2 separate regions of the Homo sapiens genome follow, and region 2 is linked to region 1. Evidence: chromatin loops called from intact Hi-C (ENCODE). Cell type or tissue: gastrocnemius medialis. All regions are shown on one strand. Each heading gives the region's core, and the rest is flanking DNA. Links, peaks and the distances in the headings are about the cores only. Region 1 holds the start of METTL5 (methyltransferase 5, N6-adenosine). Region 2 overlaps UBR3 (ubiquitin protein ligase E3 component n-recognin 3).

What was found. Hi-C counts contacts between places; a loop is a spot of excess contacts. Peaks named below come from ENCODE experiments on the same cell type or tissue, not always from the same donor. Only the 100,000 strongest peaks of a DNase experiment are listed, where the experiment ranks them.
Region 2: it touches region 1 in a loop (5-fold over the local background); 4 of 110 quality-filtered maps call a loop at or near these places.

The regions. Positions count from the first base shown.
Region 1 is chr2:169,823,113-169,826,027 of GRCh38, forward strand. METTL5 (methyltransferase 5, N6-adenosine) reads right to left here and starts at 1,793. Exons shown (of 7, transcript NM_014168.4): 1 at 1,377-1,793. The coding sequence starts at 1,485. RefSeq lists a silencer at 2,339-2,542. In gastrocnemius medialis, for the core only: a CTCF peak has its summit at 1,858 (motif pointing right); DNase peaks (open chromatin) are centred at 1,309 and 1,839; H3K4me3 peaks cover 1,978 bases; H3K27ac peaks cover 2,033 bases.
Region 2 is chr2:169,893,642-169,896,556 of GRCh38, forward strand. It overlaps UBR3 (ubiquitin protein ligase E3 component n-recognin 3), which reads left to right. Exons shown (of 39, transcript NM_172070.4): 7 at 1,540-1,670; 8 at 2,866-2,915. Among named protein-coding and RNA genes, the nearest start is that of UBR3, 68 kb to the left of the region's middle. In gastrocnemius medialis, for the core only: no CTCF peak of the experiment used is centred there; no DNase peak of the experiment used is centred there; H3K27ac peaks cover 1,542 bases.

The DNA.
Region 1 (2,915 bases), core at 305-2,804:
CTGGGACTATAGGCACATACTACCACACTAGGCTAATTTTTTTTTTTTAAGAGCTGGGGTCTCACTGTATTGCCCAGGCTGATCTTGAACTCCTGGGCTCGTCATCCTCTTGCCTTGGCCTCCCAAAGTGCTGGGATTATAGGGGTGAGTCACTGTACTTGGCCAGATTGTTATTATTTTTTAAACTGGATTCCACTAAAAAAACCTACAGTCAGAAGACTAGTAAGTCATTATTTGAGAAAACTGGTCTTAACCTAGACACAGTAGTTTTGTGTGAATTTTTGGTTGGAATCATGACAGTATCTTGGAGTTAAGTGTAAATACACATGTATTCTCCTTGACTTTCATTGACAACTTAGAAACAACTATTTTGGAACTGGAAAAAACTCCTTGCAGGTACTCTCAGAAAATTAATTTTCCTAAGGAGCCAGCCTCAGTGGCTCATGCCTGTAATCTCAGCACTTCTTGAGGCCCCAGTGGGAAGATCGCTTCAGCCCAGGAGTCTGAGACCATCTTGGGCAACATAGCAAGACGCTGTCTCTACAAAAAATAAAAAATATTAGCCAGGCATGACGGTGCATGCCTGTAGTCCCAGCTACTCGGGAGGCTTAGGTAGGAGGATCACTTGAGTCCTGGAGGTCAAGGCTGCAGTTGCCGTGATCATGCCACTGCACTCCAGCCTGGGTGACAGAGTGAGACCCTTATCTCAAAAAATAATAATAATAAAATTTTTTTCCCCTAAGGTTTCCCAATGACTTCGGTAACATAAATATATGTTGTCCTGTATTCTCTCTTGTACTCCCAGTATCAATATCTGGCATGAAGCAACAATGCTAATGCTCAGAAAATCTGTTAAAATATGCATGCTCATCTTTACACAGCACATACTCTGATTTTGTTAAACTATCATTCCACTATCAACTCTGGTATTCATTTCTAGGGCAGAGTATATAGCACAAGAATCCTTGCGTAGGCAATTAGTAGCAATGGGAAACTGATCCTTATTTAGTAAATGTTTACTGAGCTCCTAAATAGTACCAGCGACTCTTCTGGGCACTGGGAATTCAAGTATGAACAAGTCTAACAAATTCCTTGTCCTCAGAGATTGTAATGTGAGAAGAGAAAAAAACACATTAAAAAGATGTCTGGCAGTGTTAAGGGATATGCAGAAAACTAGACAGTAAAATGATAGTGTGTATGTCTGTGGAGGGTGTGCCTTGAGCTGCAGTGTCAAGGAAGGCCTCTCTAACGCGACAGGTGATCTTAGGGCAGAATTTCTCTAGACATTCTCTGTATCCAAATAACTGTTCTATTTTTATCACAGAGTAGACTGGACTAACGCCGAAAGCCGGGGCGTGGTGAACCAGCCGCCCTACCTGCAATGTGCGGCCTGGTAGGATACTGTTCCAGAAGTAGCTTGGGCTTTTCAAATCCATCCACTTGTTGCAGGCGACTCTCTAGTTCCTTAAGCCTTACTTTCTTCATTTTGTTTTAAAGTATGGACTCGTAGGGTTTGAAGGCACAGGATCTGCGGAGAAATCTATTGAACTGGGATCTTGTTTCCTCCCTACCCCCAACCTTCTCCCTTTTTCAGCACCGCTGGCCGGACCCGAAGACGCGCCCTAAGGAGACGCCCGGACGCAGGGCACGGGGCGAGCCTCTGACCCACCTCCCGGCTAACCCAAGCCGCCCCAGGAGACGGCGGCGGCGCACTGCTGGAGCAGCCTCAGGATCCCTCGCGCCACGACCACGCACCTCTGGAGGCGACCCGCACCTCGGCCGGTGCCGGAAGCGCCAGGCCGCACGCGCGCACGCGTTCGCCGCCCAGCGGCCCGGCGCCGAGCTGCAGCGTTTATCTTGAGCCGGGGTTCCGCTGGCCACCTGGGGGCCTCATTGCCCCATCCCCTCCGCCTGCAAAGCCTGCGCTACTTGCTGACCCACCGCCAGTCCTCGCCGCCTGTCGCGTGCTCATTACCCTCTAGTTTGCCATGAGTACCTGCGGGCCCTCAAAGGATGGGGAAAGACAGAGTGAAAGGGATGCGGGAGAGAAAGTCACAGTCACTTTGTTGTATGGCCCAGAGTGACTCTTCTTGTTTCCCAAGTCTCGGCTCAAAAAGTAGCGATCTCCATTCACCTTTACCTCCTTCTCCATTCTCATGCCTTATTTTATTGTAACTTTGTTTCCCAATTTTTAGGTCATTTGTGTCACTTGCAATTCTCACAGGAGTGGTGATGTCAAAGAAACCCAAAGAAGAGATAGTGGAGAGGCAGGGCGCGGCGGCTCACGCCTGTAATCCCAGCACTTTGGGAGGCCGAGGTGGGTGGATCACGAGGTCAGGAGATTGAGACCATCCTGGCTAACACGGTGAAACCCTGTCCCTACTAAAATTACAAAAAAATTAGCCGGGCTTGGTGGCGGGCGCCTGTAGTCCCAGTTACTCGGGAGGCTGAGGCAGGAGAATGGCGTGAACCCGGAAGGCGGAGCTTGTAGTGAGCCGAGATCAAGCTACTGCACTCCAGCCTGGGAGACAGAGCGAGACTCCGTCTCAAAAAAAAAAAGACAGTGGAAATGAAAATAAAAGAATAGGTAGTGGTGTCAAATACTGGAAAGAGGTCGGGCTTCATAAAGTAGGAGCAGAAATTAAGTTGTAGCAGATTGTGGAGCGAATGGAAATTTAGGAAGAAGAAAGAGTAAATGTGAACAATTAAACGTGGCCCCGGAAGCGGTGGCTCACCCCTGTGATCCCAACATTTTGGGAGGCCGAGATGGGCGGATTGCTTGAGACGGGAGTTTGAGACCAGCCTGGGCAACATAAGGAGACCCTGTCTCTACTAAAAATACAAAAATTAGCTGGGTCTGATGACGCGAGCCTGTGGTCCCAGCTGCTCGGGTGGCTGGGGTGGGAAAATCGCTT
Region 2 (2,915 bases), core at 323-2,822, 71 kb after region 1:
TGCCTCCCAGGCTCAAGCGATCCAATCCTCCTGTCTCAACCTGCCGAGTAGTTGGGACTACAGGCGCATGCCACCCCACCTGGCTGATTTTCGTATTTTTTTTAGAGACAGGGTTTTGCCATGTTATCTAGGTTGGTCTCAAATTCCTGAGCTCAAGCCATGTGCCCACCTCAGCCTCCCAAAGTGCTAGGATTAAGGTGTGAGCCACTGTGCCGAGCCTATATTATAATTTTTAGTTACAAATCTTAAATTCCTGCTACCTGATTCTCTTGGGCCCTGTTTTTATTACTTTTTATCTTTGAATCTGTCAGTGAATTCTTTTGACTGTATTTTACCTCATTTCTTGCAATCTTGGTTTTTGTTTTTAAATCATTGTCATGCCCTGGAAATGATCTGTTTCAGGAAGAATAGATTTCTGTTTTATAAGTAGAAAATTCTGAGTTTTGAAAATAATTACTTAATTGCTAATAATAAAGAAATGTAGCCTGGACAACACAGCAAGACCATGTCTCTTCAAAAAATAAAAAATAAATTAGCAGGGTGTGGTCTTGCACACCTATAGTCCTAGCTATTCGGGAGGGTAAGGTGGGAGGATAACTTGAGCTGAGGAGTTTGAGGCTGCAGTGAGCTATGATTACGCCACTGCACTCTGGCCTCCAGAGTGAGACCCTGACTCTTAAGAAAAAAAAAAAAAAAAAAAAAAAAAAAGATGTATAGTGTTACAGTGTACTTGTCTTTGTATGTTAACCACTACTATATATCACTTATGTCACCACTGAAATGGAATTAGGGAGTTGGAAGATATTTTTGCCTTTCTGTAGTTAAAATCATAATATCTTCAGAAAATACGATATTTTGGTGCTGTTTTTCTTGTTATTAATGAAAAAACTGCGTTAAAGTTATATCTAATAAGGACTGATTCAAGCCTTAGTAAATGCAGTGTTTTGTAAAGAAAGTGATGACATACTGAGCTTGTTACTCATTTAGACCCATTACCTGGGGAGATGTGGTATGAACACATTATTCAATATTAGAAGAAGTATAAAGCTGGGGTAGTGTTAATTGAAAAAACTCTACAAGGTTATCCTGGAAGACACCTTGAACAGTGATGTAGTTAGGGCTGGACCTGAGGATTTTGATGCGTGTGAGATACTGTTTTTTCCAGTCTCTCATCTAAGTTTAGCCCCTGCTTAAGCAGTGTCACTGGAGCCAGTACATCATAGTTGACACTTCTTGTATCCTCTTGATGTCTTTGTGGATAATGCTTTCTTCCATTGAATACCTTTATTTAAAAAGGGCATCCATTCCCCCCATTCATTTTTCCACTTACTGCTTTATATTAAAATATATGCATTAAATTTTTTCTTATTTATATACTGTGTACATTATAGAAATCTAGCTTGTCAATATTATTGCATTATTGTAAGGATATTTTTAACTTTTAGATACTTTCCCATTTTATGGTTTATGGGTTATTAGTTATAAAATGAGATGAGCAACTTCAATCATTAACTGATAAATTTCATTTTTCATGTGCAGATCAATCCATAATGGATGTTTTGAAGCATAAAAGCTTCCTAGAAGAACTATTATTTTGGACTATAAAATATGAATTCCCTCAAAAGATGGTAACTTTCTTACTCAACATGCTTCCAGATCAAGAGTATAAGGTATCTATATATTTTCCTGCTTTTCTGAACTTAGCTTTTCTTTCTTTGCCTTTCATTATTAAATCTTTTTTTGATATATTTCTCAGGTGAAGGTTGATATAACACTATAAACAAGTGTTAGTTTCTTCTCTTGATAACACAAGTTCTTCACAAAAGGCACAGTGTCTTAGCTTTGTGGCAAAGCAGCATTACTCAGCAGAATTCCAAAGGATTGCTTTTCTGCATGGAACTTGGTCTGGAGGGAATGCTGGGGAACAAACATTGAAACCACAATTTTTATTTTGCAGAAATAAATATGTAGTTACAAATTGTTCTAAATCCTCTGAAGAAGAGTACAAGGTGCTATAAGAATGTTTAATGGGGGCAATTGAATTTAGATTGTGAGATCAGGCTGGGAAAAGCATGGGTTGAAAAGTTGCTGGTCACAACTGCTAAAGAGAGAACAGTTATTGACTCATATACAAATGTTGGCAGGTGAAGTTTCTAGTCCCAGGGGGTCAGAACCCACCTGTTACTATCTTACGGTTATGGCAAAATGACGAAGCTCGGTGTATGAAAAGAAAATAAAGCATGCTGTTATTTTTATGGTGTAGGTTAGGAGAGACACTTTGATAGTGTCATTGTTTTGTGTGTCTTTATATCTGCTAAAAAAAAAAACCAGAGAAAATGTACATGTAAAGGAAATAAGAGTAAAAATAAATACGGCTGGGCGTGGTAGCTCACGTCTGTAGTCCCAGCACTTTGGGAGGCTGAGGTGGGCAGATCACCAGAGGTCGGGAGTTTGAGATCAGTCTGGCCAAACCCCATCTCTACTGAAAATACAAAAATTAGTTGGGCGTGATGGCGTGTGCCTGTAATCCCAGCTACTTGGGAGGCTGAGGCAGGAGAATTGCTTGAACTGGGGAGGCGGAGGTTGCAGTGAGCTGAGATCATGCCATTGCACTCAGGCTTGGGGACAGAGCAAGACTCCGTTTTGGGGGAAAAAAATTTTTTTTTTTTCTTTAACCATCAAAATATTTTGCAAATGTTCCAAAAAAGTGAAAGACTACCTCACCATCGAGATTTTTTTTAAGTTATCTTGGGCATTATTATAAATTAGTAATAGCTGTAAAATGTTAACATGATATATTGAAAATGATTTTAAATTAAAAATTAAAACTAATGTGTTTTTTCCTTTCTATTAAAATGTTTACAGGTTGCTTTTACAAAAACTTTTGTTCAGCATTATGCTTTCATTATGAAAAC